Linked DNA regions of Homo sapiens: region 2 is linked to region 1. The links are chromatin loops, found by intact Hi-C in ENCODE. Cell type or tissue: OCI-LY7. All regions are shown on one strand. Links, peaks and the distances in the headings refer to the core of each region. The heading gives the core; the rest is flanking DNA.

The links. Hi-C counts contacts between places; a loop is a spot of excess contacts. Peaks named below come from ENCODE experiments on the same cell type or tissue, not always from the same donor. Only the 100,000 strongest peaks of a DNase experiment are listed, where the experiment ranks them.
Region 2: a loop joins it to region 1, with 5 times the contacts of the local background. A loop is called at or near these places in 3 of 110 quality-filtered maps.

What each region holds. Positions count from the first base shown.
Region 1 is chr13:41,498,577-41,506,493 of GRCh38, forward strand. No RefSeq gene overlaps it. Among named protein-coding and RNA genes, the nearest start is that of RGCC, 45 kb to the left of the region's middle. In OCI-LY7, for the core only: a CTCF peak has its summit at 4,248; DNase peaks (open chromatin) are centred at 2,135, 3,695, 4,285, 5,015 and 1 weaker place; H3K4me3 peaks cover 3,798 bases; H3K27ac peaks cover 4,000 bases.
Region 2 is chr13:41,587,428-41,595,344 of GRCh38, forward strand. It overlaps VWA8 (von Willebrand factor A domain containing 8), which reads right to left. Exons shown (of 45, transcript NM_015058.2): 41 at 3,213-3,338; 42 at 85-243. Among named protein-coding and RNA genes, the nearest start is that of MIR5006, 23 kb to the left of the region's middle. In OCI-LY7, for the core only: no CTCF peak of the experiment used is centred there; DNase peaks (open chromatin) are centred at 2,464 and 3,444; H3K4me3 peaks cover 2,081 bases; H3K27ac peaks cover 2,683 bases.

The sequences.
Region 1 (7,917 bases), core at 1,822-5,821:
TCCTGAGGACATGGATCATGTTCTATCCATTCTACATTCCTTGATCCCTGCCGCAGAGCAGGTGTTTGCGTAACCCACCTGAGTTGTAGAGTTTGGTATAGGACAGGATATCAAATTTGGCAGGTACCAAATTCATTACCCAAATCACTAATCAGGTAACGAATTCACCTTCTTAGCTGAGCTCAGTGGCTCGTGCCTGTAATCCCAATAATTTGGGAGACTGAGGTGGGAGCAACACTTGAGGCCAGGAGTTCACGACTAGCCTGGGCAACATAACAACACTCCATTTCTATAAAGAAATGAAATAAAAAAGAATTAACCTCTAGGGAGTTTGCCTTTTCAGCACCAAAACATGGAGAAAGTTTCCAAGGTTCTTGCAACTGGGGAAACTAACTTGCAAAATATCACCCTCTCCTTCAGTGGGAGACATCCCAAGGATACAAAAATAGCTTTTAAATGTGTGCAATTATTTATTAATTTTTTTAAATGACAAAATGTCAAGGAGCCCCAAAGCCAGCAGCCAACATTGCACAACCCAGGTTGCTAGGAGTGGCACTGCTGCTGGGACAGTTGAGGCAAGAACCTTGAAAACTGTCTTCATGTTCTGTTGCTGAAAAGACAAACACCCAGGAGGTGGATCCCTGAGCCAGCAGCATGACTGACCCAGCGACTCCTCAGCTGCACACAATTGGACAGGAAGCAGGCCTGGCACTTCTTATGTCCTATGCAGGTTTTGCTTGGCCAGCTTGGTAGATGGGGTTTTACAGGGAGAGCGGCCAAGCTGGTTCTGTGCCTTCTCTGTTTTTTCCACCTTTGACCCAGCATTAACTCTAGGAGATTTCCCCTCCCCCAGCTACTCACTAGCCCAGCTCAGCCCCATTGGTAAAAATGTGGAGCTGTCACCAAGTCCATCACCATCTCCCCTTGCTTCCACCTTCCTGTCCTGTCTCAAGTCCACGTGTTCTCTCCATCCCAGCCACCCCTGCCTTAGCTCAGCTCCGGGTTAAGTCTCACCTGGGTCACCAGTCTCTGTTCTTCTCACTGCTGAATCCGCTGATGACATCACCACCAGTGTGACACCTGATGGCCTCACCATCACCTGCTTAAAACCATTCCATGCTTTCCCATGGGCTTAAAGATAGATTTTAAAACAACAGCTTCACTGAATATCTTCATTAATATATAATTCAAATATCACAGAGTCCACTCTTGAAAAGTACAATTCAGGCCGGGTATGGTGGCTCACGCCTGTAATCCCAGCACTTTGGGAAGCCTAGGTGGGTGGATTGCGTGAGTCCAGGAATTCGAGACCAGCCTTGGCAACATGGGGAAACCCCGTCTCTACAAAAAATACAAAAGTTAGCCGGGCGTGGTCATGCACGCATGTAGTCCCAGCTACTCAGGTGGCTGAGGTGGGAGGATGGCATGAACTTGGGAGTCTAGGCCATTGTAAGCTGAGATCACACCACTGTACTCCAGCCTGGGTGACAGAGAGAGAGAGACCCTGTCTCAAAAAGAAAAGTATACAATTCTGTTGTCTTTAGTGTAGTCACTTGGTTGTATAATCGTCATCACTAGCTAACTCCACGTTTTCACCACGTCAAAAAAGAAACCCTTCATCCATTAGCACTCACTCCCCAATCTGCCTTCCCCCCAGCCCCAGACAACCACGAATCTACTTCTCCCTCTACGGGTTTGCTTATTCTGCATATTTTATATTAGTGGAATCACACAATATGCAGTCTTTTGTGTCTGGTTTCTTTCATTTAGCACAATGTTTTCAAGGCTGGTCTGGGCTATAACATGTATCCGTATTTTATTCCTTTTCATGGCTAATTGGCATTTGATGGTGTTGCTATGCCACATTTTGTTTATCCATTCATCAGCTGATGAACATTTTGGTTGTTTCTGCTTTTTGGTGATTATGAATAGTTCTGCCATGAACACTTGTGTACAGGTTTTTGTGGGGGCCTACGTTTTCGTTTGTTTTGTGTAACTAACTAGGAGTGGAGTTTCTGGGTATCTTATGGTGTTTAAGGATCCATTTCAACGCCTTACTGTGAGGCCAGGGCCCTGCCCATTCAGAGCCTGCCACGCCCTGGCCCAGACTCCACTCCTGTCTTGCCAGAGCAGATGACTGCAACACTCAGAACATACCACACCCGACACTTCCTGCCATCCACCCCCTCTGCATGGCCTGCCTCTCTCCAGCCTCTGCACCTGGATAACTCCTTCAAAGCTCAGTTCAGGCATCACCACTAACAGGGAATTCTCCAGTGAACAAAACAAAATCCCTGCTCTTGTGGAACTCTTGTTGGAGAGAAGTGAAATAGGTAAAAAGAAATAAAAGTATGTATTAACAGGCATACATGTTATGCACCCAACTGTTTACCAAAAATTTAAGCTTCCCTTTCCACAGTGTGGAATTGTTGCTATCCCAACAGGAATAAGGTTTCTATTTTCCAGCCTTCTTTCTATCTGGATGTGACCACGTCATGAATTCTTGTTAGTGGGATGGAAGTAGAGAGATGTGTGTCACTTCTGGGATTGGGCTTTTAAGAAGTGGGTGGGTTTTTGCCATACTCTCTCTTCTATTCTGCAGTTTGGGTGCAGGGGACTTTGAGGCACTAGGAATGGCAGGTCTGCAGGATGGCAGGAGCCTGAGTGCCTGAATCACCACATGGAAGCCACCCATATGCTCACCAGGAGCACCACATCAGGCTGATGGAGGATGAGGATCCAACTCCTATTGTCTTGGGCCACTGAAGTGTTGAGTTCCTTTCTGAAGGCAGTTAGTGTTTCCCTCATACAATTAAAAATGAAAGGATTTTTCCATCAGGTAGTCAGACATAGTTCATCTTTTCTGGAGCAGAAAAGAGGATGTGAACTTTTACTTGCTTCCTGCTTTGGTGCCTTTTGTGTGAGGGTCTGCTAAGTCAACCCTGAAAAATTTTCCACCTGTCAAAAATATTCCCAAGCCCGGTGCGGTGGCTCACGTCTCTAATCCCAGCACTTTGGGAGGTCGAGGCTGGCAGATTGCTTGAGCTCAGGAGTTCAAGACTGGCCTGAGCAACATGGCAAAACCCTGTCTCTACCAGAAAATACAAAAATACAAACATTAGCCAGATGTGGTAGTGCACATCTGTAGCCCAGCTACTGGGAAGGCTGAGATGAGAGAATTCCTTGAACTCAGGAGGTCGAGGCTGCAGTGAGCCATGATGGCATCACTGTACTCCAGCCTGGGCAACACAGTGACACCCTGTCTCAAAAAAAAAATTCTCAAGGTACCCTCAGCAGATCCAGTCAAACGAGAGGAAGCATGGATTTTTGGGAAGGGGAGAGAAATGGGGTTTCTGCCTTTTATAGTAATGACCCCCTCCCACCAGTTCCCAAGTCTCCTCACCTAAACATATACAATTTACTCATGTAACTGTCTGCAGGCCGAGACATATTTTCTACACCAGAGTTTTGGAAATGAGCTCTCAAACCCTGTGATAGCAGAGCTCTAGGTAAATGAAAACATGGCCTGTGCCCCAGGCCTGCTGTTCTCTCCTTGAAGCTCATCTCTGCACATTGCGCATGTTCAACTTGCTGAGCAGGAAAAGAAGATCCCAGGTGGAGACACGGGAGGGGGTTACATCTCACTCGAGAGCACAGCGTCCCCACTCTCACCTTAATTGGCTCTGCTCTGCTCAAATTCTCTCCTCACAGCCTCTTTGCCTCCTCTTTATTCCCTCCTCCCCTCCCCTTCCCTGGTCCCACCTGTTCATCTCGGCCTCATGCCTCTTCAGGAAGTTGCCTCTGCCCAGTGTGGGACCCCCTCTTTTGGGTCTCTCCCTCCTTTTTTCATATACAAAGCATCAGTATTTCCATTTTACCCCCTTAATCCTAGTTACACAAATTAACTTTCTCTGAATCCACCCTTAAACAAAGTAGAGCAAGGGCGTTATAAATAACCATAAGGTTGTTTATCCTAGCAGGAACTCAAAAAATGCCTATTTTCATTCTTTCTTTCTGTCTTTTACATGCCCAAAACATCTGCCACAGTATAAACAGTCAACACATCCTTATCAAATGCAACCAAGGGGCTTTGGAAATATATTGGAAACACATTGAATGTACCAAAAGAAGGCACAATTTAAGGTGGAGTTGTGATGGCAACTAGCATCTTATTCAGTTGCATGAAAGATTTTAAGTTGATTCAACCAAGGATGCAGAAGGAAAGAGCTGCTTTGCACCACGTGGTGGCATCTAACAGATACCAACAGGTGTTCCTGGCTTATCGCTAGGTGATTGTGGTTTCGCATTTAAGTTCACGGGCCACCAACACCTGCGATTTTGCATATTCCTGCTCAGACCACAAAAATCTTTATTATAACGTTTGAGTACCCTGGAGTGGATAACTCCAAACTGACCCAAACACCGTCCTTCCATCTTCAAGGTGAGTCCAGTCTTTTAAGCGTTTTAAATTCTGTAGACATGAGACGTGTGATGCAGGGTGCCTGCTCCTTAGAGTTCACAAGGATTGGGTATCTTCCAGCTTGGAGATAATAGTTTTCCCATCAAGTTGTCGTTACTATTATTATTCTTTTATCATTTTTTTTTAGAGACAGGGTCTCGCTGTGTCACCCAGGCTGGATTGCAGTGGTGCAATCATAACTCATTGCAGCCTCGAACTCTTGGACTCAAGCAATCCTCCTGCCACGGCCCCTCATCATTATAGCCAAACTTTATTGAGCATTACGATGTGGCAGGCACTGTCCTAAGCACTTTGAGATTTTATCTCACAATATCCACGCAACTGTCCTAGGAGGTAGCTACTATTGTTGTCCCTATTTTACCAAGGAGGAACCTGAGGAGTTAATCCATTTGTCTAAGGTCACTTGGTAAGTAAAAATTGGAAGACAGGCTTCCAGGTCTATCAGACTCCAAAGATCTGCACTCTGAACCCCCGTGTTTCTCAGCAGGTGGAACACCTGACTTTTATGAGTGACACAAGTATAAAGTTGGAATGCAAATCATTACTCTGGTGCATCCCTGGGCCCCCAGCAGTATGGCTGGTTTGGTTCAGGGCCTTTGTTGAAGGTTCAGGTCTGCTTCGCAGATGGCTTGAAAAGGAGGATGAAGAGGAAGGGGAGGAAGAGGAGGAGAAGTAAGTTGCTTTTAGGCTGTATTTAGCATATTCTAAGGCAATTAGTGAATGCTCTTTTTTGTGTTTCAGATGAATGGTGGCCCCTTCAGTGATGATAGAATCCACCAGTCTCCCATTTAGAAGGAACCTAACAACATGTAGTTGAGGCTTCTGCCTCCAGGAAAGATTGGAGAGATGACCCTCCAGACCTGTTTCCTTATCACTACAAATGGGCTTAGGGGTGCAGGCAGACCGATGGCCTTGAGGCCTGTATTAGTCCATTTTCATACTGCTGTGAAGAAATACCTGAGACTAGGTAATTTATAAAGAAAAAGAGGTTTAATGGGCTCACAGTTTCACATGGCTAAGGAGGCCTCACAATCATGGCGGAAGGCAAAGGAGGAGCAAAGGCACACCTTACATAGTGGCAGGCAAGAGAGCATGTGTAGGGAAATTGCCTTTTAAAAAACCATCAGCTCTCGTGAGACTTATTCACTATCATGAGAACAGCATGGGAAAAACCCTCCCCCATGATTCAATTACTTCCCACCAGATCCCTCCCATGACACGTGGGGATTATGGGAGCTACAATTCAAGATGAGATTTGGGTGGGGACACAGCCAAATCATATCAAGGCCCTTTCTGGACTGGGTTAGAAGGCTGGGAGAGGTGCCAGCCTCTGGTGTTCCTCTGTAGAGTAAAGCCAAGGATTCCATCTTCTCCCTAGGATGATGTCCATTATCTGATAACCTATCAAGGTGATCTCCGGCTGCAGTCTCTCCTCTGGAGGAGATGGGTAGAAGAAATGCTTGAAGTTCTGGGGATCTGGGGGCTGGGTTGCAACAGAGCTGTTGAGAAGGTAACTAGGAACAGGAGCTGTCCATTAGATTTTGGTTGAACCACTATGGAAAACAGTGTGGACATTTCTTAAAGAACTAAAAGTAGAACTACAATTTGATCCAACAATCTTACTACTGGGTATCTACCCAGAAGAAAAGAAGTCATTATATGAAAAAGATACTTGCACACATGTTTATAGCAGCACAATTCATAATTGCAAAAACATGGAACCAACCCAAATGCCCATCAATCAACAAGTGGATAAAGAACCTGTGGTATATATATACAATGGAATACTACTCAGCCATAAAAAGGAATGAGTTAATGGCATTTGCAGTGACCTGGATGGGATTGGAGACTATTATTCTAAGTGAAGCCACTCAGGAATGGAAAAATGTTCTCACTCATAAGTGTGAGATAAGCTATGAGAATACAAAGGCATAAGAATGACACATGGGACTTTGGGGACTCAGGGGAAAAGGATGGGAAGGGGAATGAGGGATAAAAGACTACAAATAAGGTGCAGTGTATACTGCATTGGGAGATGGATGCATAAAATCTCACAAATCACCACTAAAGAACTCACTCGTGTAACCAAAAACTACCTGTTCCCCAATAACCTATGGAAATTAAAAAAAAAAAAAAAGATTTTGGCTGAGGAATCTGCTCTTGGTAAATTAACTTTCACCTTCCATGTTTGCATTTTGATTTGTTTTTCCTTCCTTATTGGTTGTGATAGATTGATTTATTGGCCCTGATTCTTCACTCTTTCCCGTGTTCACACCTCTACCCATGTGACTTGGCAGTTCCACCCACTAGAGGCAGATCTTACTTGTTCCTCAGCTTTGGGCTCACCCTGTGACTGGCTTGGTCAATGGGCTGTTAACAGATATGTGAGCAGGACTTAATATGTGTTTGCATGGTTAGGCTTATTTTTTCAGGCCTTTGCCACCATCATGAGAAAAACATGCCAAGCTTGCCCACTGGTCCAAGGAGAATAAGGGATGTGTGGATAAGATCTGATCTCAATTTGCAGCTTAGAGCTATTCAGCCAAGCTCAGCCTGTATCAGATGGCCCTCCAGCCAATAAACAGATGCATGAGCAAAATGCATGCTTGTTAGGATGTGTCACTGAGATTTTGTGGTTGTATGTTATGTTGCTATGGCTGACTGATAAATTAGTTAAAGTTCCTTTTGACGCACTCCAATGTTCTCTTTGCTGAATTTATAAGTAAAAGTATTTCCCAAACTTTGGTTAGGGTATCTGCTGGAATCTAGATGCTCCTAAGTCCAGGAGGCCATCTCCAAATCCTGGGGAGGGCTGCAGCAAGTCTAGAAAGAAAGAAAGAGGATTTAGGAAATGCTAATCAACCTGGAATAAGAATCTGTTCTTACGCTTTGAAAAGTTTGTTGTAAAATGAATGCTTCCATTTTATCTTTAGGTCAAAACTGTAGAATGTTCAGCTCTGATGAGATAAACTGAGGCTGCTTGGGAGAGAATTTTTGGATCTGCCTGGAATTTGTGCAATCTGAAATGAAGACCATGGAGGCTCTATGTGAACCACGAGACTAGAAAGAATGATGCCCATTCTCCTGCTTCCAGGAAGGACTGTATTTTTACACATAGTATTTTTGTTCTGACTATGACAAAAATACATACACATTTTGGAAAGTACAGAAAATAATAAAGAAAATGAAAACAATCTACAATTCTACTACCCAAAGATGATTACGATTGGCATTTGAAATTTTCTGAGTTTACAAAAAAATGCCTTTTATCCTGCCTTTTAAAAAATGCATAGCATTATATCTGAAGAATTCTTTCATGTTGTTAAAGACTCTTTGTAAACATTAGTTTCAAGGAATGATACTATTTCGGAGATGGTTTTCCTGTTATTTGTGTTACCAATTCCCTAATGTTAGGAATTTAGTTATTTTCAATTTTT
Region 2 (7,917 bases), core at 1,595-5,594, 89 kb after region 1:
CATTCACTCTGGATGGAGTTTGAATCCACCTATCCATCATCATGGTCAATGATGCCTCTCATTATTCTTAGTTCATGTCATTACCTGGAACTTCTCCTCATAGTTCTCGAAGGCTTCCATGACCATACACACAGCCTCCATTGTGCGCTCAAGCCGGCCATCCATCCTGTTGAAACGGTACATGCTACCAGACACATCTACCACCAGGCGCAGACGCTTGGGTTTCTGTTGTGGGCTGCCAAGCTGAGGGAAGGAATAACAGAAAAGCCGTTTGTGAACTGGCAAACTTCCCCTGGTGGCTGTCTTGGGGATCTCACAGAAGCTCCAGCGTGCCAGCCCCGAGATGGGCAGACCAGCCATAGGCTCAGCCCTGCACAAGGCTGTCCTAGCAGGTAGCAAGGCATCTATGGGTTGTACTGCAGTAAACAGAATTTCAGACTTGTGCTAATGGTTGGGGCCACATGGAAAATATTTTCCTTTGGAATATAGTCCTTTTAAAGCTCACTCTAGTAAAGTTGACTTACCGAGGTTGATGCCTTAAAAATAATATGATGACTTAAAAATAATAATCTGGAATGACATGTCATTTTCACTTCATGCCTCAGAGTCAGTAACTCTAGCAAGAGTTTGTGTTATTTTGGAGGGAAGCCCATGTCAATTTTACTTGTACGTATTGGGTAGTGACCTGAAAATTATTCTCCACACAGGCCACAGGTAATGTCAGATTCCTAAAACAAAGTTATGTGATGGGGGTCTGGCAAAGAAATTAAAGAAAAGATTTTAAAAACGACTTTTGTGTTTACTAAGCTGCACATCTTCTCTTCCTTCCACATTACTGAATTAGTGCTTTTCTTTTCTTGGCAGTTTGAAAGCATAAAAGTGACATCAAATTGTTCTAGAAACAACTGTCAATTAAGATTACAAGATTAAGTTTGATTTTAGACCCACGACTGCCAATTTGCAGATTTTAAGAAAAAGTTTGTTAGTTTTGCTGACGATAAAAAAGAAGAAGGCTGCGTGCAGGGGCTCATGCCTGTAATCCCAGTGCTTTGGGAGGCCAAGGTGGGAGAACTGCTTGAGGCCAAGGGTTCAATACCAGCCTGGGCAACACAGCAAGAACTCATCTCTACAAAAAAATACACAAATCAGCTAGGGTGGTGCTATGTGCCTATATTCCCAGCTACTCAGCTGGGTAAGCTGAAAGGGTCACTTGAGCCCAATAGTTTGAGGCTGTAGTGAGCTATGATTGTGCCACTGCACTAAAGCCTGGGCAACAAGCAAGACCCTGTCTCTAGAAAAAAAAAAAAAAAGGAAGAAGAAAAATTCCAGATTATTCTGTTATTAAATATTTGCTGTTATTAAATATAAAAAATAATGAGCAGAGTTAGTAATTTCAAGAAAACACGGTGGGTATTGAGAGTGTAATGGTTTGAGGCAAATTCAACATATTTCTTAAAAACTTGTTGAGTCTGCCCAAATTAAGAACACTTATACATATGCTTCCATGACTACTCACAATTTCAGATGTATCCAAACACATTTGTTGACCACAATGATTCAGTAAAGAAAGCAGTTGTTGACTCATACCAATGACACAGAAATAAGAACTCCCCAAATCACCAGATCCTCTCTAAATAAATATTTAAAAGGAGTGACTCTCCCTTCCCCCTACCAGTCACTGCACCCCCAGCTCTCAGTGGCGACTCAGCAATTCTGGTTACCCAGGAATACAGGAGATCACAGAGCTCACCAAGAGACTCAATATTTCATCCTGTCATCATTTTGTTTTGCTATTACATTGCAAATATTTTAAATTTATGGCTGTCTAAAACTTTACATACTACAATTATAGTTACTTAAGGGAGACGTTCTTATTTTCTATATTTTTTTTCAGTTATATGATGGACACTGATCTTTAAAGTAAGAGAACAGTAGAAAATCACTAAGGTTGTTTTATTGTTTTCACTTGAAGGTTTCTCTAGGCTTAATAGACACACCAGGTGTCTTCAGTTTCCCCTCCAGGGCACCTGCTCTGTGTCCTGGGAGTTGATCTGTGTGGACAATCCGTGTTGGAGCTCAGAAATCGATACCCTCTAAATATGGTGCTTGGACATGCTGAACTGAAGAAGCAGCATCAAGGTCTCACTGACCTTCCTCCCTCTCCCCACAAAGCACTGGATAATTTGTTCTCTGAAGTTTCTTCAACTGTCTAAAGTTCAGAGCTCCAAAGAAGAAAACCATTACTCTGGGCCCTTCCCTGAGTTTTCATCAACTGAACTCATATCACAGGAAGAAAGGCTGAAGTCTGTCAACACACCTGGACAGACTTCGGTCACAAACCATTGCTTTGTGGGCCCAACAGACTCTGTCCCAGGCCACTGTGTGCTCTTCAAGTCCACTGAATTGCCCTAAAACCATTTACTACCCCCGTAAAATCATCTACACTTCTCCATCTCCTTTTCCCTTAAGAAGAAGGGTACATAAGCATCTGTACTTCACTGTGTGGAGGGGGACTCACCCTTGGTTTCACCCCGGTGCACATTAATACATTTGTATGCCTCTTCTCCTATTAATGTGCCTTTTGTGAGGTGATTTTCAGAGAACCTTCAGAGGGCGAAGGGGAAGTTTTCCCTTGGCCCCTACAATCACATCAGCTGGCCTCTTGGCTGCTGGCTCCCAGTGGGTTCTGCTCATGGGAGGCACTGGTGGAGGTCAGGGGGTGAGGGTGGAGTATTTATTCCCTTGGCCCCCTCTCTGCTGTTGCCCATGGGTTGGCTCCCCTTCTGCTGAAGGCCACCACTCCATCAACCACCTTCTCCAGGTTCCAGGAACTGCTGTCTCATTCTGCCCTTTTAGGCCTCAGAGTGAGTTAGATCCCTGCTGTTGCTATCCCTGGGTTACTGCACTGTTTATTTTTGATTTTCCTAAACCCCACCCTTATTTTTGTAAATAGTCTTTGTACTGACTGTTTCTTAAATTACCTAATTTGAGCATGCCTTATGTTTCTTGCTGGGACCTTGAGTTGAATAATAAATAGTATAATATTTATGGAGTTTTTCTTCTTCTTCTTCTTTTTTTTTTTTTTTAACATAATGCTTTCCTTGGTTACCATATTCAGGATTTGTGATATTTTGACACAACTCACGAAAGCAAGTTTCTGTAAAGAGGGCTAGACTATGCAGAGCTGAGGCTAGCAGTTCACCATGACTTACTTGTGGCTCCAGCTCACCCCGACGTTTGTAGATGGCTTTTTCTCCAGTCAGCCCATCAATGATCTTGGCATCATCTAATTCTCCAGTAGCTTGATGTCTTAGCCATTGTCTTTCTTTACCTTTAGCCTACAAAAGACACACATACACACACAAAGCCTTAATTAGTTATGCAGAGTCTCTGACATACTTTGTGCATGAATAACAGGAAACACACCTGGGATCTTTTCAGTAAGTGATGGTTCTGCATGAACACAGTCATATAAATGAAGTGGTTTCTGCTCTGCTGACAAATAAATGCCCTTTGTCCGTTTTAATTCTTTCAACATATGGAACAATAAAATGAATGAAAGATGGTATGCAAATGAGTCCCTGGAGAGATGTCCAGTATCTGGAAATATAATAATGGGGGCGCATTTCTTACAGATTTTCTGTCACGGTGCTTCTCAAAAGTTTATTAGTTAAAATAATCAGCTTGAATTTGTTAACATTGTCTGTAAGCCCAGAGAAAATGTGACCTTTAGAATTCTACCTTTTGGTAAAGAGTTTGTTACTCAAGTTCTCTGGGACTTAGAGTGCAAATGGAAATAGCTGAAAACAATAGTATGTGAACATTTTGTACCCCACAAGTCTTTCTGGTTATCTATTTTCAGAAATCTTCTGGATTACTTTTCTAAAAGTTTTTTCACATAATACTTTGCTACAATAACTTACAATTATGCCAGATAGACTAATTTTACGGCAGTAAAATGATAAAGAATTATAGTATCCCAATCAAGGCATATGCTTATTACAGCCAACTACTATATTTACATTAATGAGTGGGAAGAATAGCTAAGATGTTTTTATGCATGCAAACTAAAGTAGTAGTTAAGATTATGTGTTCCAGGCAACCTACAAAATGGGAGAAAATTTTCGCAACCTACTCATCTGACAAAGGGCTAATATCCAGAATCTACAATGAACTTAAACAAATTTACAAGAAAAAAACAAACAACCCCATCAAAAAGTGGGCAAAGGACATGAACAGACACTTCTCAAAAGAAGACATTTATGCAGCCAAAAAACACATGAAAAAATGCTCATCATCACTGGCCATCAGAGAAATGCAAATCAAAACCACAATGAGATACCATCTCACACCAGTTAGAATGGCAATCATTAAAAAGTCAGGAAACAACAGGTGCTGGAGAGGATGCGGAGAAATAGGAACACTTTTACACTGTTGGTGGGACTGTAAACTAGTTCAACCATTGTGGAAGTCAGTGTGGCGATTCCTCAGGGATCTAGAACTAGAAATACCATTTGACCCAGCCATCCCATTACTGGGTATATACCCAAAGGATTATAAATCATGCTGCTATAAAGACACATGCACACGTATGTTTATTGCGGCACTATTCACAATAGCAAAGTCTTGGAACCAACCCAAATGTCCAGCAACGATAGACTGGATTAAGAAAATGTGGCACATATACACCATGGAATACTATGCAGCCATAAAAAATGATGAGTTCATGTCCTTTGTAGGGACATGGATGAAATTGGAAATCATCATTCTCAGTAAACTATCGCAAGAACAAAAAACCAAACACCGCATATTCTCACTCATAGGTGGGAATTGAACAATGAGATCACATGGACACAGGAAGGGGAACATCACACTCTGGGGACTGTTGTGGGGTGGGGGGAGGGGGGAGGGGATAGCTTTGGGAGATATACCTAATGCTAGATGACGAGTTAGTGGGTGCAGCGCACCAGCATGGCACATGTATACATATGTAACTAACCTGCACAATGTGCACATGTACCCTAAAACTTAAAGTATAATAATAAAAAAAATAAAATAAAATAAAATAAAAAGAAAAATTCAGGAAGCATTGACACCAAGGAATGAATAAATTTAGTAAAGATCTTTACTCTTATTTGTTTTGAAAAAAAAAAAAAGACGTTATAGCTTTCAGCTCTGGAAGTTCTATTTGTTTTTCTTTTCAATAGTTTCCATTTCTCTTTTCATTATGTTCATATTTTCCCTAAAATCCTTGAAAATATTTATAATAGTGTTATTAAAAGCCCTTCTCTGTTAATTCCAAAAAAAAAAAAAAAAAGATTATGTGTTCCAGCATCAGCCTGGTTCTAACTGTTCTTTCACCACTGTTCAATATCTGATCTGAAGCAAATTACTTAACCTGTCGGCATCTTTGTTTCTTCATCTCTAAAATGAAGATAACACTAGTCTCTACTTTAGTAAGCTATTGTAAAATTAATAAAATCTTACTTGGCATCAGCTAAGAAAGAGCCTGGTGAGCCGTGTTAGCTGGTACTATTATTTATTGCAGTGGATAAAACACATATGGACAACTTAGTCCACTTTAAGTTAAGCATGCTTCCATCAGTGTTTCATGGGAGGTGGCTATGTGATAGCACTGTCGTTGGAAATACAAAGCCACTAAGCCTCAGGCAGCTGGTGTCTGTTTTAGGGCCAGGTCAGCCATTACACAAAGAAGCACCACACAATATAATTCTGGGTATTACAGTATGTATTGTTTTCTTGTTCCTGATACCCTTGCTGGAAACAGGGGCAAAATTACCATTTTGGAATACCAATAGATTAATGCAAACATCACCAGCATATAGATTATTAATTTTGGTGGGCAGTTAATTCTAAGAACTACCATGTATGTGACCCTTGGGAGAATGTTCTTTCCAGATTATGTTCTTGGCAAGAATCCCATGATCTCTCAGGAAAATGGGTCACTCTGGAGCATAGCTATCATGTAAAACTTGATCAGATACCCAGCTACGGGTGGCAAGAGGAAGGAATGTGCACAGTCTACTAGAATCTCTTCCTACTGATCTATCTGTGAATCAGACAGACAACCTTGACCACACAGCACAGTCCTTTTCAGGCCCCCTCCCTGCACCAGTGATTGGGACTTAGCTCTTATCTCTTCTTTCCTAACATTTCTGTTCTCTAGTGTGGATAATCCTCAGGCTTCCTGGATAATTTATCCTGGGAAATGCTATTGTGGATGACCATTTATGTACCTTCAGTCTTCACATTGTACAACTCTTGGAGGTACCAAGCTGCAGAGCACTGGATTCTAATGGCTTTCATAGATGAGGACAGACTCTCACAGACTAGTCTAGACTGGGAAAACCAGCACTGAAGAAAGTAAAAGAGAACAGGGTGGCAGTGGTTAGCAGCCATTAAAGTGGCATGGAACTTGGATTCTTGGGCCGGGTTTAAGAGAAATGTGGGATTAGAACTGGAATGAAATTGTATATAACATGTTACTTATTGGCCATGGCACTGTCATCATGAAGCATTGATTTTCCAAGTTTTCATAAATACATTGAGAAGGCAATGACCCCAAGGACTCCCTACCCAATCCCATTAGCTGCTACATGGTTTTATTAACCAGTGATGCTTTTACCATGTAAAGAGCCACTGTAATGGCTATAGATTGTCATTTTTGTAATTTTTGTTTTTTTTTTTTTGACACAAGGTCTCTGACACCCAGGCTGGAGTGCAGTGGTACGATCATAGCTCACTGCACCCTTGAACTTTGAACTCCTGGGCTCTAGTGATCTTACCACCTCAGCCTCCTAAGTAGCTGAGACTACAGGCATGTACCACTACACCTGGTTAATTTTTTATTTTTAAATTTTTGTGGAGTTGGGGATCTTGCTATATTGCCCAGGTTGGTCTCAAACTCCTGGCCTCAGGTGATCCTCCCACCTCAGCCTCCCAAAGTGCTGGGACTATGGGTGTGAGCTAATTTTTGTGATTTCTAATGCAGGTCACAACTGTAGTAAAAATAAATTTAAACCCCACCATCTTACCACAGAGAAAATAAAAAATGTTAAAATTCTAACTAATAATTCTACTGTCCTCTTTATTTTGGTGTTTCTAAAACCAGAATATATCTTATAGTTGATGGCAAAAAAAAGTTGTCAAGATGACGGGTAGAGGGACTAATTGTGACCTGGTTGCTGTAGCTGGAGGACACACAGCTGATGTTGGCGGAGCATAGCAGGCATCAGCTCACGGAATTATTTCCATTGATAACTGAGGTTTGTTTTTAACTTTGGTTAAAATTCCTAACTATTATCTTAAACAATTCAAAAACATTACACTATATAGAAAATTAGAATAATGAGCAAAGAAATGGAGCATTAGGATGCAAATACACTATAAGCGAAGCAAGATTCTTTGCTGCAGAAATGACTACACTTCCAATAAGATTTACAAAGGCAAGATTCCCCCAAGGGGAAGAATTTGGGTTTAAATTTGTTGGGAAGACAAATTCCTAGAGGACTGCATGTCCCAGGCCATGCAATTAAAGAGGGAGAAACCGCTACATTTCATGAAATAGATCACAGAATGCTTAAAACTAGACGAAGTTGAGAAGACTGATTCAAGTACCATGAAGGACTATTAGGCCCTGTCAAAAAATTCAAGGAAAGCTGTTACATTTTCTGTGATATGTAATGCAATTAAGCAAAACATGTAACTCTCAGTTTTGTTCACCATCATGCAAGAATCCAGGGATTTTAGGTCTTAATTTTCTTGTGCTGATATTGCTTCTTTTCCCATAATGATTATCTGCCCTTAAGGTACTCTCTAGCTTGAAGACTGTTTCCATTACATATGCCAATAAAAGAAAAGGACTTGGTAAAATTTGCAGTGAGAGTAAGGGAGAGG